Regions from separate parts of the Homo sapiens genome. Here region 2 is linked to region 1. A link is an interaction called in ENCODE POLR2A ChIA-PET data of the cell type or tissue named here. Cell type or tissue: Panc1. All regions are shown on one strand. Each heading gives the region's core, and the rest is flanking DNA. Links, peaks and the distances in the headings are about the cores only. Region 1 overlaps RMEL3 (enriched in melanoma 3). Region 2 has its middle 140 kb from the start of LNCBRM.

Evidence for each region. Peaks named below come from ENCODE experiments on the same cell type or tissue, not always from the same donor. Only the 100,000 strongest peaks of a DNase experiment are listed, where the experiment ranks them.
Region 2: POLR2A ChIA-PET joins it to region 1 with 5 read pairs; 2 of 35 experiments call an interaction of 5 or more read pairs at or near these places.

Annotation. Positions count from the first base shown.
Region 1 is chr5:57,464,066-57,475,133 of GRCh38, reverse strand. The region is part of intron 1 of RMEL3 (enriched in melanoma 3); the gene reads right to left. Among named protein-coding and RNA genes, the nearest start is that of ACTBL2, 13 kb to the left of the region's middle. In Panc1, for the core only: no CTCF peak of the experiment used is centred there; no DNase peak of the experiment used is centred there.
Region 2 is chr5:57,699,869-57,710,936 of GRCh38, reverse strand. No RefSeq gene overlaps it. Among named protein-coding and RNA genes, the nearest start is that of LNCBRM, 140 kb to the right of the region's middle. In Panc1, for the core only: no CTCF peak of the experiment used is centred there; no DNase peak of the experiment used is centred there; H3K27ac peaks cover 6,820 bases.

The sequences.
Region 1 (11,068 bases), core at 1,943-9,942:
ATTGAACTCAGCTCTGCACCAAGCGGACCTAATAGACATCTACAGAATTCTCCACCCCAAATCAACAGAATATACATTTTTTTCAGCACCACACCACACCTATTCCAAAATTGACCACATACTTGGAAGTAAAGCTCTCCTCAGCAAATGTAAAAGAACAGAAATTATAACAAACTATCTCTCAGACCACAGTGCAATCAAACTAGAACTCAGGATTAAGAATCTCACTCAAAGCCGCTCAACTACATGGAAACTGAACAACCTGCTCCTGAATGACTACTGGGTACATAACGAAATGAAGGCAGAAATAAAGATGTTCTTTGAAACCAACGAGAACAAAGACACAACATACCAGAATCTCTGGGACGCATTCAAAGCAGTGTGTAGAGGGAACTTTATAGCACTAAATGCCCACAAGAGAAAGCAGGAAAGATCCAAAATTGACACCCTAACATCACAATTAAAAGAACTAGAAAAGCAAGAGCAAACACATTCGAAAGCTAGCAGAAGGCAAGAAATAACTAAAATCAGAGCAGAACTGAAGGAAATAGAGACACAAAAAACCCTTCAAAAAATCAATGAATCCAGGAGCTGGTTTTTTGAAAGGATCAACAAAATTGATAGACCTCTAGCAAGACTAATAAAGAAAAAAAGAGAGAAGAATCAAATAGACACAATAAAAAATGATAAAGGGGATATCACCACCGATCCCACAGAAATACAAACTACCATCAGAGAATACTACAAACACCTCTACGCAAATAAACTAGAAAATCTAGAAGAAATGGATACATTCCTCGACACATACACTCTCCCAAGACTAAACCAGGAAGAAGTTGAATCTCTGAATAGACCAATAACAGGAGCTGAAATTGTGGCAATAATCAATAGTTTACCAACCAAAAAGAGTCCAGGACCAGATGGATTCACAGCCGAATTCTACCAGAGGTACAAGGAGGAACTGGTACCATTCCTTCTGAAACTATTCCAATCAATAGAAAAAGAGGGAATCCTCCCTAACTCATTTTATGAGGCCAGCATCATTCTGATACCAAAGCCAGGCAGAAACACAACAAAAAAAGAGAATTTTAGACCAATATCCTTGATGAACATTGATGCAAAAATCCTCAATAAAATACTGGCAAACCGAATCCAGCAGCACATCAAAAAGCTTATCCACCATGATCAAGTGGGCTTCATCCCTGGGATGCAAGGCTGGTTCAATATACGCAAATCAATAAATGTAATCCAGCATATAAACAGAACCAAAGACAAAAACCACATGATTATCTCAATAGATGCAGAAAAAGCCTTTGACAAAATTCAACAACCCTTCATGCTAAAAACTCTCAATAAATTAGGTATTGATGGGACGTATTTCAAAATAATAAGAGCTATCTATGACAAACCCACAGCCAATATCATACTGAATGGGCAAAAACTGGAAGCATTCCCTTTGAAAACTGGCACAAGACAGGGATGCCCTCTCTCACCGCTCCTATTCAACATAGTGTTGGAAGTTCTGGCCAGGGCAATCAGGCAGGAGAAGGAAATAAAGGGTATTCAATTAGGAAAAGAGGAAGTCAAATTGTCCCTGTTTGCAGACGACATGATTGTTTATCTAGAAAACCCCATCGTCTCAGCCCAAAATCTCCTTAAGCTGATAAGCAACTTCAGCAAAGTCTCAGGATACAAAATCAATGTACAAAAATCACAAGCATTCCTATACATCAACAACAGACAAACAGAGAGCCAAATCATGAGTGAACTCCCATTCACAATTGCTTCAAAGAGAATAAAATACCTAGGAATCCAACTTACAAGGGATGTGAAGGACCTCTTCAAGGAGAACTACAAACCACTGCTCAAGGAAATAAAAGAGGATACAAACAAATGGAAGAACATTCCATGCTCATGGGTAGGAAGAATCAATATCGTGAAAATGGCCATACTGCCCAAGGTAATTTACAGATTCAATGCCATCCCCATCAAGCTACCAATGACTTTCTTCACAGAATTGGAAAAAACTACTTTAAAGTTCATATGGAACCAAAAAAGAGCCTGCATCGCCAAGTCAATCCTAAGCCAAAAGAACAAAACTGGAGGCATCATGCTACCTGACTTCAAACTATACTACAAGGCTACAGTAACCAAAACAGCATGGTACTGGTACCAAAACAGAGATATAGATCAATGGAACAGAACAGAGCCCTCAGAAATAACGCCGCATACCTACAACTATCTGGTCTTTGACAAACCTGACAAAAACAAGAAATGGGGAAAGGATTCCCTATTTAATAAATGGTGCTGGGAAAACTGGCTAGCCATATGTAGAAAGCTGAAACTGGATCCCTTCCTTACACCTTATACAAAAATCAATTCAAGATGGATTAAAGATTTAAACGTTAGACCTAAAACCATAAAAACCCTAGAAGAAAACCTAGGCATTATCATTCAGGACATAGGCGTGGGCAAGGACTTCATGTCCAAAACACCAAAAGCAATGGCAACCAAAGCCAAAATTGACAAATGGGATCTAATTAAACTAAAGAGCTTCTGCACAGCAAAAGAAACTACCATCAGAGTGAACAGGCAACCTACAACATGGGAGAAAATTTTCGCAACCTACTTATCTGACAAAGGGCTAATATCCAGAATCTACAATGAACTCAAACAAATTTACAAGAAAAAAACAAACAACCCCATCAAAAAGTGGGCGAGGGACATGAACAGACACTTCTCAAAAGAAGACATTTATGCAGCCAAAAAACACATGAAAAAATGCTCATCATCACTGGCCATCAGAGAAATGCAAATCAAAACCACTATGAGATATCATCTCACACCAGTTAGAATGGCAATCATTAAAAAGTCAGGAAACAACAGGTGCTGGAGAGGATGTGGAGAAATAGGAACACTTTTACACTGTTGGTGGGACTGTAAACTAGTTCAACCATTGTGGAAGTCAGTGTGGCGATTCCTCAGGGATCTAGAACTAGAAATACCATTTGACCCAGCCATCCCATTACTGGGTATATACCCAAAGGATTGTAAATCATGCTGCTATAAAGACACATGCACATGTATGTTTATTGCGGCACTATTCACAATAGCAAAGACTTGGAACCAACCCAAATGTCCAACAATGATAGACTGGATTAAGAAAATGTGGCACATATACACCATGGAATACTATGCAGCCATAAAAAATGATGGGTTCATGTCCTTTGTAGGGACATGGATGAAATTGGAAACCATCATTCTCAGTAAACTATCACAAGAACAAAAAACCAAACACCGCATATTCTCACTCATAGGTGGGAATTGAACAATGAGATGACATGGACACAGGAAGGGGAATATCACACTCTGGGGACTGTGGTGGGGAGGGGGGAGGGGGGAGGGATAGCATTGGGTGATATACCTAATGCTAGATGACGAGTTAGTGGGTGCAGCGCACCAGCATGGCACATGTATACATATGTAACTAACCTGCACAATGTGCACATGTACCCTAAAACTTAAAGTATAATTAAAAAATAAATAAATAAATAAATAAAATAAAATAAAAAAAGTACAATTTTAAAATTTTGATGGACTCAGAGAAACAAAAGTTGATGTAGAGAAAGGAAATTTTATCAATGAAAAAGATGGTAAAATACCAATTAAAAACAAAATTCTTGTGCAACCAAACTTTAGATCTTATTCCTTCTATCTAACTATATTTTTGTACTCACTAACCATCCCCTCTTTATCTGCACTCTTTCCTACCACCCTTCCCAGCCGCTGGTAACCATCATTCTACTATCTCCATGAGTTCAGTGTTTCCTAGCTTCCACACATGAGTGAGAACATGCAATATAGTTAACGGTAATTTAGCGTATATCTCAAAAGAACTAAAAGAGTGGAATTGGAATGTTCCTGACACAAAGAAATGATAACTGCTTGAGGCGATAGATATCCCAATTACCCTGATTTGATCGTTATATATTAAATGCTTGTATCAAAATATTACATGTACCCCACAAAAATGTGTTACTATTATGTGTCCATGATAATTAAAAATGCTTTCTTAATTCTTTATTTTTACCTGATCTCAGTAGCACTTACTCATTACTTTCATATTTGAGTCACTGTAGCCAAAATCTGTAGCCAGTCTGCTTGACTGCTCCTCAAACATTGCCCCGACAAAGGAATTCTTCATAGGGTCAAGTATGTAGGATGAATATAGTAGATACTGATTGATTCATTTTTGTTTTTGTCTTGATTTTTAGCTAACCAGCAACTTAATGCCCTTTTTATTGACAAGAATTTCCTTTAATTCCCTTTTGTGTGAACCTTGATGGGAGGCAAGCCCCTGAGTTGCACTTGTTCATTATCAGCTAGAACTTAGGCTCAGCCTATCAGATACTCTATTCTGAGATTTTCAATACTTAGAATCTGACAAAGTGATGCAAATTTGCAGGAACTGTTGAGAAATTACTCATGCATTTTGTGACACAGGAACTCATCAGTGACGATGGCATGGTCCCATAATAGAGTCCTAACCAGACTATTGCTTTGGCACAACTTAAGCTAATTTTCTTTTTGGTTTCTGTCCATTTCCCAAGAATGGAATCTGTGAGCTATTCATTATTCCTTCAAAAATATTTTTTCCTGCTTAAGCTATCTAAAGGCAATTTCTGCTGCATGCAATTAAGTATGTTGACTGAAACATATTTTGGTACCAGGGAATGGAATTGTAGATAACAGACCCTTAAAGAATTGGGCAATTCTAGGATTGGTCATCTGGCTCAATTCAGGCTAATGGCAGTTAAAAAAAAAACCCACTAGCATTCATTAAGGGGAATCTTACAGCTCATGGCAAACAGGAGAGAAATTGCTCATTAAAATATCTCCTGGGATCACTTAAAATAAAACACTTTTGGGGGTCAAGGCTGTGGGGAATAAAGCTTTCACTGTCATTGAACAGTATAAAGGATATGAGTAATTTCATGTTGAAGAATGGATGGCTGCCTTCACTGACTCCAACCAGCTTAAAAGAGAGTATAACAAAGTTAAATTCCTACACATATCTCAAAGCACACACTGAGCTAAAAGAATCTTTTATCTCTTAGAGACATAGGGCTGAGTACCTAAAAAACAAACTTCATTGATTGAATTCACAGCTTCACTAGGACTTTCATTTTAAATTTAGGGCAAAGATGGAAAAGAATGAGACCCCAAGAACCGGAGTGGCTATTTAGGAGAATTTGAGAATCTGGAGATCCCAAACATCCAGCCCTGCCCCTTTGAAGCCAAAGCAGCCTCTTTTTCCTCATTTGATGAAAGCTTTATCATTTGGTTGCACACCTAAAACAGCCTTACCTAATGGAAGGTCCTGAAAACGAACAGCTAATTTTAACAGTTAGGGTCCTTGTAAGTAAAATAGAGAATACTCAGAGGGTTTTAACTGAAGAAAATTTAATTAAAGAATGTTTACAGAGGTCTAGACAGGATTAAGGAATCAATAAGGTATGATGAGACATAACAGCAAGAATCCATTATCATCTCTAAGCTTGAAGGATTAAGAAAAAGGAGAGGTGCGATCATAGCCCAGCAAGAATGTCAGAGAAGAGGAGCTATGGCCATAAAGGAATACAGTCCCAGCCAGGACCCTGGCAAAAGAAAAACAAAGAAGAGAAAATAAAATCCCTGACCTCTGCCCTCCTTCACTCCCCAACAATTTCACTGGGGTATCCCATTGGTCTAAACCCAGTAAGAAGCCAGAGATCAAGGGAAGCCAGGTGATGTAGTTCTTAGAGGTCAGCATACAAAAGGACAGAGCAAAACAGGGTCTTTATTTGCAGTCATGCAAACAATGGATAGGTCTGGAAAAATACAAGAGGTATCTTGTAAGCTAAATCTGGTGGTAATTCAAAATGCGGCTATTACTCTAGACATAGATTTTATTTGCTACTTATTGGAGCAAATTAGTAAATTCCCTGTAGCTATTAACATAGTTAATAGTTTTTCTCTGGGATAAAAAAATAACTTTTTAGAAATTTGCTTTTACCTGGTATGGACATAGATAACTTTACCATCTTGCTGCAGTTTTAAGACAATTGCCCAATTCTGTAGTACAATTCAGTGTTCAATGACTGTCTCATAATGCCAGAGGACATCATAGTGGTTTACATCATACTTTGGAATCTACAGAGCAGAATGTATTGTGTAACTTCAGCAAATCTTACTAAGAGTGCAATGGATAAATCTCACAAAAATACAAAACAAGGGTTTTACTTCAGGCAACTTTTTTTTTTGAGGGAGGAGGATGGAAATTAGGATATATTTTTAGACGATAGGCTCCAAATAACAAAATGCTATCACCTTTGAGTGATAATTTCTCCAATGGATTTAGGCTACATTGAAAGCCATTCTGGGACTTGACCCTTACAACCCAGCAAATGCGAAATTTCTCAACAATTCTGTGGTAGGTGGAGTTACTCAATAGAGTTGGGAAGCATCCCCTAGGGCAGGAGTTCAGCAGCATCCCTTACGGCAGGGGTCCCCAAACCTTGGGCCACAGTACTACTCTGTGGCCTGTTAGGAACCAGGCTGCACTGCAGGAGGTGATCGGTGGGCTAGAGAAGCTTTATCTGTATTTACAGCCGCTCCCCATCACTCATATTTTCACCTGAGCTCCACCTCCTGTCAGATCAGCGGCTGCATTAGATTTGTAGGAGGGCGAACCCTATTGTGAACTGCACCTGGAAGGGATCTAGGTTGCACGCTCCTTAGCTCCTTATGAGAATCTAGTTCCTGATGATCTGTCACTGACTCCCATCACCCCCAGATGGGACCATTTAGTTGCAGAAAAATGAGCTCAGGACTCCCACTGATTTTACATTAATGGTAACTTGTATAATTATTTCATTATATATTACAATGTAATAATAATAGAAATAAAGTGCACAATAAATGTAATGTGATTGGGTCATCTCAAAACCACTCCCCCACCCCCCAGTCTGTGGAAAAATTGTCTTCCACAAAATCGTGGTGCCAAAGCATTTGGGGAGTACTGCCCTACAGTTTTAAAGCGACGCATTACCCATTTCGACAAACAACTATACTTCTCTTAAGAACGAGTTCTTAAGCCAGGAGCAGCGTCTCACACCTGTAATCCCAGCACTTTGGGATGTGGAGGTGGGTGGATCACAAGGTCAGGAGTTCGAGATCAGGCTGACCAAAATGGTGAAACCCCGTCTCTACTAAAAATACAAAAATTAGCCAGGCATGGTGGCACACACCTGTAATCTCAGCTACTCAGGAGGCTGAGGCAGGAGAATCGCTTGAATGAGGCGGAGGTTGCAGTGAGCTGAGATTGCAACACTGCACTCCAGCTTGGGTAACAGAGCGAGACTCTGTCCCAAAAACAAAAGAAAACAAACAAAAAAGAGTTCTTGAATTGCTATTGAGTATAGGTAGAGATTGACTATGTCATCTTAACATGTAACTTGCAACCTGAACTACTTATTATAAACTGGTTAACCTAGCCGTAAAAACTACCATGCCAGCAGCACTCCATAATCAGGTCGTACTAATTTCAGGCTGAGACTGAGTAAATTCTGAAGGTATAAATAAGTTGCACAGACAGATTGCTCACATCCAACCCACATAAGTCCCCATTTTTTACTGGTAGGTCACAGTGGTAGTGTATGTTTCCAGGAATTAATGTTAACTTAGAACCAGTATCCAACAATCTCTGAAACATATGCCTGTAGTATACAGTTACCCTTGTAAATGGTGCAGGGTATTCATATTTAAATTCACACATGCAACTTCATGAGGAGTTGCCTATAATCAGTCGTCTAAGGCGTAAAAAAAAAAGCAAGCCAGACTTACAGAGAGATGCCAGCAACCAGAAACAGATTCTGCAGTGTTCAAACCCAGCCACAGCAATAGGCTGGGAGAGCAGAGAAGGGGGTCATCCTAGCAGGCAGATCTGCAATCAGTGCAGGGTTTTTTTCCACTTTAACTTTGAGGTAAGAATTTACATTAGTTTCAGGGCAGTGGCTAACAAATAAAGGAAATAAAATTGAGAATGATTGACAAAGAAACTTAAAGGGGAGACATGAAGGAGAACTCGGAAAGGGAAGTATTCGTATCTCATGTGAATGCATTCTCAACAGACCTTACTGTGGAGGAGACTTAATAATCACATCGACCTACTGCTGGACTGTCAGTCTTCTTTCTCAGATGTTCAAGTGCCTGAGCAGTGAGTTCATAAATAAAAAAGCCACGATAGAACAGTGCAGAATATGCAGAGGACCTACACCACAGGCTCACACTGCCCAAGGCTACTCTGGCTGCTTCCACAGCTGAGTGCCAGCTTTGCTAACATAAGCGACCAGCCCTAAGCCCTGAAAAAGTGACATACTCCAGAGGAGCCAGCCAGAGCCCTGATGGCATGTTGATTACATTGCACCTTTTCCCTTATGGATGAAGCACTGGGATTAAAAGTGGATTTGGATTTGCCTTCTCTGCCAATCTTGATTGCTACTATTGCTTCCTAGCAAGAACTCACATTATAGTAAAAAATGCAGGTCAGTAGGTTGGGCATTAAAGAGCTTCAGTATCTAGTCTGGTACTATATCACGCAGAAGTAACTGGCCTTATAGAAGAGTGGAATGATGTACTGAAGAATCAGCCACAATGCCAATTAGGAGACAACGCTTGAAAGGTTGGGGTGCTGTCCCCCAGGATGCAGTACATACACTGATCCAGTGAGCAAGAAATGGTGTTTTCCCATGACTGGGATACATGGACCTTGCAATGGAAAAATAGAAGTTGGGGTAACACCCCTCATTATTACAGCTAATGACTCCCTTGCAATTATAGTTATCATCCCCATAGCTCTGCCCTCTGATAGTTTAAAGCAGAAGTTGGCAACATTTTTCTGCAAAGGGCTGAATAGTAACTATTTCAGGCATTGCAGGGCATGCAGTCTCTGTCACAATCACTCTGCCACTATAGCTTGGAAACAGCCATAGGCAATATGTAAATAAATAAATGTGACTATGTTCCAATAAAACATTTATTTACAAAAACAGGTGACAGGACTATGGGCCATCATTTCCTAAATCTTGGTCAGAGGAGGAATACTTCTACAAATGAACATGAAGATTATTTCATTTCATCAAAAACTAAAACCATCCCCTGGCCATTTTTAGCTCCCCTACCAGTGGACAAACTGGCATAAAAGGAAATTACTATTGACATAAATAACTGATCCTGACAATAAAGAAGAAGTAAGTTTGCTGCTTCATTATGGAGACAAGAATGAATATGGATAAGGCCTAGAAAATCTCCTAGAGTACCACTTACATAACTATGTTCAGAGATAAAATTAACCAAAGATACTATAATTTCATATAGACAGAGCGCGAAGGCTCAAGTTCTTTGGTGGTGAAGGATCATCCCACCAGGTAAAGTAAGATCAACAGCTGAGTTGCCCCCCGAAGGTTTCCTTTGGGAAGAGAAAGTAATGAGTTCCAGATTCAAAATGTTGTTTCAGGGTCCAGAAAGACGTTGGTTGGTATACACCTGGCACAGCAAGAAGGTAGAGATAGAGGCTATAGTCCTCTTTTCTGCAACTCAAAAAGACATCTAGATAGAATTGTCTACTATGTAAAACAGCTGGGACTGGCAGACCAGAGGCAGAGAAGAAGACACCCCAAGTCAACCAGAAAGCAAACACAGCACTTATGTGGTGGAGTAAATCAACACATTCAAAATAACAGCATAAAGGTGCTGAGGTGGGGAGGGAGGCAGTATGTTTATCTTCATGACCATTGTTTCATTAATTGTGATTAATATGATCTGTGCTGAGAAGATTGAGAATACTAAAGAATAGTAAGCAATGTGTTTGTTCTCACCAGATTGCTCTGGATGAGAATACAAGACGTAAGTACGTTAAAAAATATAAATTAAAATGAAGACAACTGTACAAGTGATATTAGGAAGTACATAAAATTTCTAGTGATAAATTCCATGATTCAATGACCTCTGAGAAAGAATAACCAGCTTTGCTGGTGACTGCTGGAGCAGGGGCTGGTGCTCTTGTGTACACGTTTTATTTTCATGAAGCCATTCAGGGTCTCACGAAGGTGTTCTTTTTTTTAGAGATGGGTTATGTTGACCAGGCTGGTCTCCAACTCCTGGCCTCAAGTGATCTATTCCAGCCTCCCAAAGTGCTGGGAATACAGGCATGAGGCACTGCACCCGGCCTAATTAAGGTGGTTCTAACAGCTCCCGGAACACTAATGTGTGGTTATTTTTAGAGGACTGAGAAGCCTATTCCAAACAATTTTGCAGGGGGGATTAGGGCTGTGATAAATTGTAATGGACCCAAGAGAGGGCCAGTGTAATGACTTCTGGACTGGTAGTATCACAGAAGACTTCTATACGAGGTGAGTTACAATTTGAAGGGAATGTTGCAGTCCTCTTCATTCTGTGTGTAGCAGCTACATTTTTTATTAAATGGTAAAAACAAGGCGTTATCCAGATGAGAACCAGAGGCAGTTTAGAATCAGTAGACTATGTGGAGGCAGCAAAGCATAAAGAATATGGATTGCTGATGAAGCTGGATCAGGGAAGATCAAAATTGAAGTTCAGGATCCTTTCTTTTCAGACCCTAAACTTCTGAGGGGAGCAGATAACACTAGGCTAAGAGAAAGAAATTGCCACCAGCAATTTCTGGTGAAATTGAAAGCAGCAGCCCAAGAATTAATGTGATCCACAGCAGGGCAGCCTTGCACTTATTGGTATGCTCAAGAGAGAGATCAGGCTATGTGTGGGTAGCATGGAGCCAACTGTATATTATCTTTCAGGTAACTTGAGTGTTAAGGAGTGGCAGGAGGTCTTGCTCATTACAGTAAGAACCTACAGCATCATCAAACGATTAATGCTAGGTAAGTTGTTCAATGGGGCACATTTCCCAGGCTTTTAGATTGAAGACCTGTACCCAGAGAAGAATGACTGCGGCCTGAGAGTAACATGCTTCACGTGGATTTCCCTAGGCATGTGG
Region 2 (11,068 bases), core at 1,525-9,524, 240 kb before region 1:
TTATTCTATTTTATGTCCAGATGTTGGAGTGTCATTTCTTCATTTAATTATCACAAAATTGTGTTTAGTTTGTGAAAGGAAAAAATGTAGCAAAGAGAAGTTAAAAGTTTTGCCCAAGCTAAATGACTCTCATGGGTAGCACAGGACATAACAAATAATAACTGTTTGAAAAATGTGTAATTTTAAATGCATTATTTTCAATAAGTGAAAGACTGATAACACAATTCAGCTACAATCATTTGGGTATTTTTAACCTACTCCAAAAGTTAGCAGCATGATAAATGGGCCTCAATAGAGTGTACCTAGCACATCCATTTATTTCCCAAGTATAATATCATTTGCACATTTATAGGACTTCTTATTTTATAAACAAAGCAAGATACTTGTTAAAAAAATATACGAAAAGTATGCCTAAATGGTTTTATTATTTAGAAAAACAAGTGACACAGCCATGATGAATCTGACTTCCATGAAACCAAGGCCAAAATTTCTGAACATTTTTTCTCCTCGTCTTTGAACCACCAGGAAGGCAGTCTCTCCACAACACAGACAAAGGTCATCTCTCTGATTCCACCATCCCCAAACCATTTTCTACAAACACAGAGAACTAATTACTGAGCTGAAGAAAAATCATCTGGTGAAAACTGGCAACAGTGATGATATGCTATGGGAGGAACTGCACAGTCAGCTCCACAGACTTCTCTGATAGAGAGAACTCAATACTAATTAGTACAGGAAGGAGTAAAGGCTGATATGGTACAGCAGCACTTTGGCCTGAAAAGCCAAGGGGATTTCTAAAAATATACAAGAAAACTGCACTATGAAGTCCTCATTTCCTACCGCCTCTCCCTCCCTGGCCTTGGATACTTCTCCCAGAGCCAGCCTAGCATCTCAGGTTGGATTTCCCTGAAAACAGGAAAACCATGGCAAGGACTCAGAAAATCCCATCCCTGAGGAAGGGGCACTAGAGCTAAGAGCAGTTGCCTAGAACAGTGGGGGTAAATGATAAAGACAAAGGAAGAGGAAAACACAATCTTAAACTTAAGTGAAACTGCCTTTGCAAAAATTATAACTATGAGAAAATTATGACAGTGAAAGAGATCTGATCTAACCAAATCCTGTCTTGCCTTTAACCTCCAAACTGCCCTTAGTTATTTCTGGGCTTGGGCCACGTTAACTTTGGGAGAAATTTAGTTTAAATGACAATGGCTCTTCCCCAAAACTTAACTGTCTTTGGAAAGCTAATGAAAGACCATCTGGTTAAGAGGATGAGAAGAGCCTGAACCCTGCTAAGGTGTAGACAGAAATGACTACCAGTGTATATTCTGTAGGTCACAAGATTTGTAATTTCCCCAATTACTCCTGCAGTTAACATCACTATTGTAGAACATAAGATTGGCCTTTTGAGATGTCTTTTCATGTTTTTGCATTTCTGCTGACAAATGGCTCCACTCAGACCCACCAACAACTGTTCTGTGGCCCCATCCAGAAGCATGACTCAGCTCATAAGAGGACCACTCTCCACACCCCTATATTGTATCTCCAACCAATAAGCAGCACCCATTCTCTTGTCCACCAAAATATCCTTGAAAAACTCTAGCCTCCAAATGTTTAGAAAGGCTGATTTGAGTAATAATAAAACTCCAGTCTCCTGTTCAGCTGGCTCTGCGTGAATTAAACTCTCTCTATTGCAATTCCCCTGTCTTGGTAAATCAGCTCTATCTGGACAGCAAGCAAAATGAATCCATTGGGTGGCTGCAGAAGCTTGAATTGCTAAATGTGGAAGATACCTATCTCAGGGTGGAGGTGATTGGAGGCTTCATGACTATCTAGCTGCACCAGAGGTGGGGACCCATGGGCCCTCTCCTTAAGCCACTACAGTGATATATAAGAGGGGTAATTATTTCTGTCTCATCCTGGTTAAGTCACACAAATGTGGCTGCATCCATCTGGGAAAGGGAAAGCCTCTTTTGAGCTGAGCATGTTGGACGCTTTGGGAATTCTCTGGTGTAACTTAAGTACCAGAAACTGTTTTATTTTCATAAGAAAATTATATATAAGAGAGTTTTCTAAGACTTTTCTTTCATTTGTGGAGAATAGGGTTTCTATTCTATAAAAATAGTGGGGATTCTGGGTGGGGTACTGCCTGAGAGAGGTTGGCACAGCTGACATTCAACAGCCAGCCCCACTACACTGTAAACTTCCCCATTCCACACCCCATGCTTCATCGATTTGCCTTCCTTAGAAAAGTCCACCAATGGGGTTGTGGGGGAAAGGAAGTGCTATGGGGCTCCTTGTGATGTTCTAGCTGCCTCCTGGTCCTCACTATTTGCATATGGCGCTAGTCTACCTGGAGTCTGTATGTTTTTCTTATAACAGTACCCTTTTCTCATTCTTAAAAAAACCAAGAACAATTCTATCCCCTCTGATTTTTATGAGATATCTACAGCCTGCTCAGCAGAGACTCCCTTTGCTAAAAAAAATGGTCTAACTGATCCCCTCCAGGATTTCTGAACAATCTCCCATGAGCCTCTGAATATGCCACCAAATTAGAGGAACAGACTTGACAATTATGACTAATCCCTTTCCATAAGGTTATGGCTTTTAGGTGTGTAGCTGATTGTTTGTGTGAAGCATTTCCCTTCAAAAAAGAGAATCCTTAGGAAGTATTAGACAGGCTCATTTACTCCGTGTCCTGCAAAATAAAATCTCAGCAGAAAAGCATAAGTAAGCTAAAATTAGAATGTGAGGATTCCCCTACACAATTGTCTTCTGTTGAGATGCTGTGCAGGTAAAAATTGCTTAGATATTTTCCTACACATCTTGGAGATACAGAAAGCAAAGTGGAGTATACTTGACTGTGAACTCTTTGAGGTTAGATGCTCTAATTTCTTTTTATTTCTACTGTCAGATACAGGGCCTGACATATAAACGACAATTAATAAGTGTAAGTTAGAGTCTGAGTCTGTTCACAAGAAAGATAAAAGAGTAAGTATGAAATACTATACATTAGAAATACTGTAAGTTAAAAACTGAATCAGTTTCAGAATAGAAGTGTTGTTTTATATGGTATCATATATAAGACCAACTTTTAAAAGAGCTGTAGCAGGCCTAGATAACAAGGGAGTATAGATTAAAAGTCCAGCCTATCTAATCAGAAGGGCTTAATTATAGAAAAGTCTCAGAATTCTGAGTGGCTTATTTCATGTCAAAGCAATGATCATGAAAATAAAAGGACTTGTGAAGTCAGTAAATGACCAACAAACTTACACTTGAGAGGAGAACAATCAAGATGTAATGAAAAATCTAAGACATCTGGACATTTGAAGACAGTAACATCAAAAAGGGTCTCCAAGAAAGAGCGTTTTTGAAGAAAATAGCACATCAAGCTGAAGGCCAAGCATTCTCATGACTAACTACAACAGTATAAGAAGGATTAATGTGGCATGTGTGAGTATAAATGTAGAGTTGTGATATTAAAAATGTTTTGAATCACCAAACTAAACCTGTTGTCTATTTGCCCTAAGCCTTCTTCTCTTAGATTCAGTATTACCAAAGTAAGCTCTTGCATTTTCCCCCTTAGATTTGATTTGACTTTGATAAAGTTTTTAAGTGCTCTAAATAATATATTAGAAATAGACCTTTAAATCCTAGTGACACAATTTATGCTCAGAGACATTTCCTTTGACTTGTAAGCATAGTCTGAAATTTCCCCAACCAGATATTGAGGGAAGTCATTTCTAAACCCTTTCAATAAAAGAAAGCAAAAAAACCACACATTGAGGAACTATTTTCACCAATTTTTTATCTAAGTCCATTTCAAAGCCCATTTTAAAAATGCCAAAAAAAAAACTTGGCTAATTCATAAAATGCTGCACAAACACAAGGCAAACCATCATCATAAATAACAGACTGCCATCAGCTAACTTAAGTGTACCATAGAGCTATATGACAAGACCCACTGATAAGAGACTCAACCTTGCTCTTATCTCAGTGCCCAAGAAATCTTTTGACAGGATAAATTTGAACATTTTATTTCTGAACCCAATAAGAATAAAACCACAAGAACTCATGTCAGGAATAGAGCATGAGGATTCTTTGAAAGCTCATAAGTAATCTATAAGTTTATCCTTTTCCTCATTTCAAAGAGAATCACATCTCATTTTATAGGACTGCTAGAAATATATACAGGAAACACTTCAGCTTTTTTTTTTTTTTGAAGAAAAGTAACCATGAGAACAAATATGGCTACCTAGCTCATTGCAATTCTATGCAAATGATATTTGGTACATACTCAAAGCCACTACAGAAATCTTTATCAGCAAAAAATATGCTTCTCATTTCAACCCAAACTCCATTTATCTTCTAAACCTTCTAGGAGTTCTATGGAAATGATCCTCATTAACAAAAATTTGACAGGAAAAGAGAGATTACGTATGGCAAATGAGCTGAAGTGAATTCTCAAGGTTAGTGAGTAAATCACTGGTGAAAATATAATGAAGATGCAGGACTCTTGATTTTCCAATGTAATAATTATTTGACCATTAGAACTTAAATTAACAGATCCCAAAATGAATTCAACTCCAATTATTAAAAACTGGAAACCCTCAAGGACAAATGAAACTAACTTCATAGGTTTTGACTATTCTGAAAATATAATTTATTTAAAGCTGAATATAAAGTCATTATTAATTTAGAGAACAATGTATTTTTAAAAGCGCACTGTCCTCTCACTCCCTTCAGTAAGAATCTGCACCGGTAAGAAGCGTTCTGCTTCTTAGCTGTTGTATTCGGATATGAGTATGTTTTTTACATTCTAATAAAAAAAATAGGTTATGCCATTAGACTCAGCAGCATCTCAGAGAGTTCAATAGGCATTCTGTCTTTCTCCCAACGCCTGCTGCCATGTATCACCCAAACACTAATGGAAATAATAGATAAGTTCACCTTTGGACTCTGACAATAATCCTTGAAGCCAAGGACAAATTTCAAAATCCATCAACTACTGAAAAGAAAATAGATACACTGCTATTGTATATTGGGCTCTGCTGGCAAGCTACTTTAATGTTAACATAAGGTAACTTCCCTGATTCCAGTGCTTGTTTGTGATCATGTAAATAGCTGGTTAGATTTTGTGTCATCTAGATTATGTCTCATCCAACCCACGAACTTAAATACTATGGCGTAAACATTTCATGAGGAAGTTGGATAGATGAGTTTAGAATAAGATTGAAAAAACATTAGCTGGTAAAAGTGTCCTTCAAAACATGTTCATTAGGAATACAAATGAGAATTTATGGTTACAACATATTCTTAGCCTTTGTGTAGTTCTGCTAGAGAAGGCCTGGAATCTGAATGAATATCCCTGAGGTCACACCCTCATTGGTGTGCTTCAGAAAAGCAGATATCCAGACCAATGAGGATAAATACGACACATAAAGGAAAAATCATATTCGACTGCACTCTTCCAAGCATTATCGGCCACTAAAGTCACTCTTTGCTGCAGCCAAAATCTCCCACCTTCACCATTTCTTCTCCTGTTATCATGTTTGTTTGGGTTTTTTAAATATCTTTTTTCTGAGCTTGTGCAAACTCGTTTCTCCCTTTTCATTCTATCATCCTACACATTGTCTGTGGCCAGTTCATTCTTCCTTCCACCAGCTTCACTCATGTCATTCCCTACCCAAAATGGTCATTGTGTTTCTACTCTCCATAAAAATTTTATTCACCACTGATTTTATCTGAAGAATGCAAAGCCAAAGGAAATTTATTATTGTTGTTGTTCTTGCTGCTGCTATTGTTGTTAAGTTGCAAGCTTGCTTTCTTCTTGGTCTGCTTCTCCAACATGCCTCTCTGAGTCATGAAAGGTAAACTCTTTTCTCCACAGATCTTAACACAATCCTCTTCTCCCTCTTCTTTCCTCTGCTAACCTTTTATTTGATAATCCACAGTCTACATGTTCTCTTTACCTTCAATCTCCAAATGCAGAAATCTCCCTAAGCTTGTCATGGGAGGAATTTTCTACATTTTATTTTCTCCAAGTACCGTACAGTTTTATTTTTCCTCTTCCTCCTTCATTGCCACAAGTCATCTAAAATCTTCTGCCCCATTTCTGATTCTCTCGTTAACTCACTGGACTCTGACTTTCATCATCAACCAGCTACTAAAACTTCTCTTCTTTTTGAAGGTGTCTCATCCTTCAAGGAGGAATCTCCAGAGCAGGGTATACGCACCCAAGAAGTAAGAAATAGTCAGTTGCAGCATGGGAAAAATATTAGAATTTCTATTAATATATTGTATTCTATAATAACATTAAAGGAAGTAGGCATCGATATTTAATATAAAAATATCATATGTGTGTAAGTCTATACACACAGCAAGTATGAAGCTATCATGCTACTCACATGCAATTACTCTTTTCCACCATATTACAAAAACTATAATTTGTGTGCCTATCAAGGTAGATTTATAGATGGTATCATGTTTTTAACATAAACTAAACCTCACAAAAAATATAAGTACCTTAAAAACATTTCTTATAAGAAACCACAGGTTGAAAAAGAAGCAATGTTTATAAAACAGGAAATAAGGAAATGGCAAAGAAGACATTTCTACTTTTAGTTTCAACTATTTTTTGTACCACATAACAAAATTAATATATAAACCTAATAAGATCCAACAAAGAGAGCGATTAAAATATCATGAAGAGGACTACTTGAAATATGGACTTATTTCCATTATTGTTAATGAGATTTTATTTTACAAAGAGGCAAGTGTTTCATATTAGTTGATCTTTTTTGTAATGACAATTTGCTGATGATAATATAACTACAGAGATAAGAAATAAAAACTTCAGTGGTTAAAAGTGGCTTCTAAATAATGAGTAAGAAATTAGCTGCTTTCTCAGCCAACAAACATGAAAAAATGCTAATCATCAGTAAATCATCAGAGAAATGCAAATCAAAACCACAGTGAGATACTATCTCACACCAGTCAGAATGACTACTATTAAAAAGTCAAAAAAACAACAGATGTTGGGTAGGCTGTGGAGAAAAGGGAATACTTACATGTTATTGGTAGGAATGTAAATCAGTTCTGCCGCTGTGAAAAGCCCTTTGGAGATTTCTCAAATAACTTAAAGCAGAACTACCATTCAACCCATCAATCCCATTCCTGGGTATATATCCAAAAGAAAGCAAATAGTGCTACCTAAAAGACACATGCACTCTTATGTTCACCACAATACTATTCACAATGGCAAAGTCATGGAATCACCCTAGGTGCCCGTCAACAGTGGATTGGATAAAGAAAATGTGGTAATATACCACATAGAATACTATGCAGCCATAAAAAAGAATGAAATCATGTCCTTTGCAGCAACGTGGATGCAACCAGAGGCTGTTATCCTAAGCAAATTAACACAGGAACAGAATAACACAGGAACAGAAAACCAAATACCACATGTTCTCACTTACAAAGTGGGAGCTAAACATCAGGTATTCATGGATATAAACATGGGAACAATAGACACTGGGAACTACTAGAGGAGAGAGGGAGGGTGGAAGGGGGACAAGCACTGAAAAACTAACTGTTTGGTGCTATGCTCAGTACCTGGCTGACAGGATCATTTGTGCCTCAAACCTCAGCATCACACAATATACTCAGGTAGCAAACCTGCACATGTACCCCCAAATCTAAAATAGAAGTTGAAAGAAAAAGAAAAAGAAAAATGAATCAGCTGTTTTCAAAGGAAATATATGCTATGGTGAAAGCATATTGAAACTGAAATTTAGAAATTATTATATAATTATGTGTGAAATCACTATATGATTTTGGTGCCCAAAATATTGTAAGTATATCACTTACACACACTTTTACATCTGCACTCTAAAAATAATTGAAAATATAATTTTAATGTGTTTAAAGTCTTCGAAATAAATGTGTTCGTATGTTTTATGTGAATACATATATATAGAATATATGTATACATATGGAATATGACATAGAGCGCACAATTTGTTGACAATTTTGTTAACATTGGGGACAAAGTAAACTTACAAACTGAACTTTAACAAATAACTTTGTAATTGGTGGATAGGATTGAAAAATTTGAACAATAGATTATTAAGTGTATCATTAAAGATTTTGCTTAGTTCTTCATATATTTTTCATGTGAACACCACTAGAACCAAGTATTAAATTAAAGGAACCCATGGCCAGACCTTGGAATTATGATACTACTATGTGATTCATAAATGTAAACCAAAATTTAAAAGCTTTTAATTAGGTTAATTCCATTCATAATCAAGATTTTCAGCAGGAGAAATTATATAACCAAAGATGTAAATAAAAACCCTCTACTTTTACATTAGAATTAGAAATAACATGTATTTACAAGTTACTTTTTTCTTTCATACACACACATACACTCACACACTTATAGCTTCTCCCAGTAAAAAAATCCCAGAAGAATTAATAATCCAGTAGCAGTAAACACCCTTACTGCACAGCTTGTGATTTCTAAATACAGTTGCCCACTAAAAAGGATCAATGATCCTTGGAAAAATGCTGCTTGAAGGTCTGGAGCAGAATATATACAAGATGAACTTGGCCACCTTGTTGATGTTGGGTGCTATGTTTGGAGACAACAGTAAAAAAGGTAGTAAAGACTAATGAGTTTTAATAAAAAGACTTAGTAGCCAAATTGGAGAGGCTGCTTCACCAGCAATGTGATAATTTTGAGCACCAAATATAATAACAACTAAAGTTTATTAAAACATAAAATATATAAAAATCCATGAATTTATACTTCATCATGATATTAAATAATTTTTTTAAAAACCTCAATTTTCTGAAAAAATGACAAAGGGAAATTATCAAACAATGTTCTATCTTTCTTATATGAACCATATTTTGGGATGACCAGTAGTTGACAAATGATTCTTTTTATAGAAGATTTCTAGTTTGTAAATTCAGAAGGAGGAATAGAATTTTTTTAAGTTACAATTTACAATCCCCCCACCCCCAAAATAATGTATCTAAGCAATGGACATCAATGGATACTAAAATCATTAGGTAAAATAGTTCTTTATAACAGATGAATAGAATAAGGTTTCAAATACATAAGCCTACTGATAAATCTTAAAATCTAAAATGACCATTAAAAGTGGGTCAATAGATATGTATCTTCTGGTATATTCCAATAGTAAAAGACACAACTTCTAGATCTAACTATTGGTTTATAGCAAATAAGGAGCTAGAGAAACAAATTAAGCAAAACATAAAGAAGCAATAATTCATATCCAAACATGAGATATTCTATAGAAAATATGACCTGGTTTCTACAACAAATGAAATATATATATATTTAAGATAAAGCTTTTGTAAATTAAAAGAGACAGGACACAACAACTAAACACTAAGTGGATCTTGCTTGGATCTTGGTTTGGACATATACCAACTCTAAAAAATGTTTTGAGACAATTAGGGAAATTTGAATATGGACTGGTATTCGATATTAAGAAATTATTGCTAATTTTAGGTGTGATATAACATTGTGTTTATTTTTAAAATTTATTACAAATTAAAGATACATCTTGAAATATTTATAGGTAAAATGATGTCTAGAGTTTGCTCTATAATACTCTAGACCCCCTACAAAATATCAAGTAGTAAGGATGGGTAAATGAACAAGATTGACAAAATGTTATAGATTTTTAAAGTTGGATGATGATTCCATGGAGGGTAATTATAGTATTACCTCTATTTATTTTTATCTTTGAAAATTCTATTATAAAAATTTAAACTGCAATGCTTTTACTAAAAATATTAATATTATTCTTACTATTATTATTTTAGTGGGAGGGAAATGTTTGCTTTAGAATTGTAAAAGTATTATTTAATGTTTTAATTTCTTCCTTAACTCAAATTTTTGTATGTTATTTAATCAGGAATAAGTAGAATACAAATGTAAGTGATTTAAAATAAATAAATACCTTTGGTGCAGGCTCAAAACATTTTTACTACTATAGGAAATACTAATGATGAAAGTTTGGGGACCACTTCTTTAAAGATGACAGTATTGTATGTAGATCTCTATCCTATTTCTTTAAACATTCCTTCTTTATTGCTTTTCTGACTTTTCTTGCTTCTTCTGCCCCATAATTCTGGCCATTGCCTTGCCCTGTGCCTCTCTCTCTGCCCCCTTCTATGTTGCTTGAATGTGGGTCTCTCTCCCTCTCTCGGCCTCTCTGCTTCTCATCATCCTTTCTCTGGTTGCTATTTTCTCTTTGGAGTTCCTCCCAATTGATAAGCCCAGTCCCATTTTCACTACATCCTAGAATCCAATTCCAATCTTTTACCTACAACTTAGTAGGAATATATCCTGACGCCAAGAATGTAAAACTCTGAGTCAACCATCTCCAAGCACACTTCATCCTCCCAATCATATCCTATGGATTTTTATTTTTCATTTTAAATGTCTTTATACCCTCTCACCTCTGTCTTCATTCTCACTGCCTCAATTTAAATCCAAGTTTTCATATTGTTCCCTCAAATAGCACCGCTGAAAATTGCCTCCTAACAAGACTTTCTTATGCCATTCTCTCATATCACAGCAGCACTAATATTTGCGAAACACCCCTTTTATCAGGTCACAACTTTCAAGGGCTGCTATTTCCTACCACACCACATCACAAGTCTTTTGCCTGGTTTCCAAATCTGTTTGTCATATAATGACGCCTCCCTACCAGCCCAATTACAACCTCATCCTTCTATCCAGGGCATTTTCCATTGGACTCACTCCCATCTCTGTGCCTTTGTTTCTCTTATTCTCCTCACCTGCAATATTCTTCTCTTTCCTCACCATCTATTCTTCAACCCCTCCCCTTCATTACAGGTCCATGTTTCCTTCCTGCATGAAGCCTTCTTTGAATTACATTTGCTCCCAGTTATCTACCCCTCTCTAAAATCCTAAAGCATTTACTCTTTGTGCAACCAATTTCAGGCTGAATTATAAATAAAACTATAACTTATATAAATCTTTAATCTTATCTTTTTTTATTGTCAA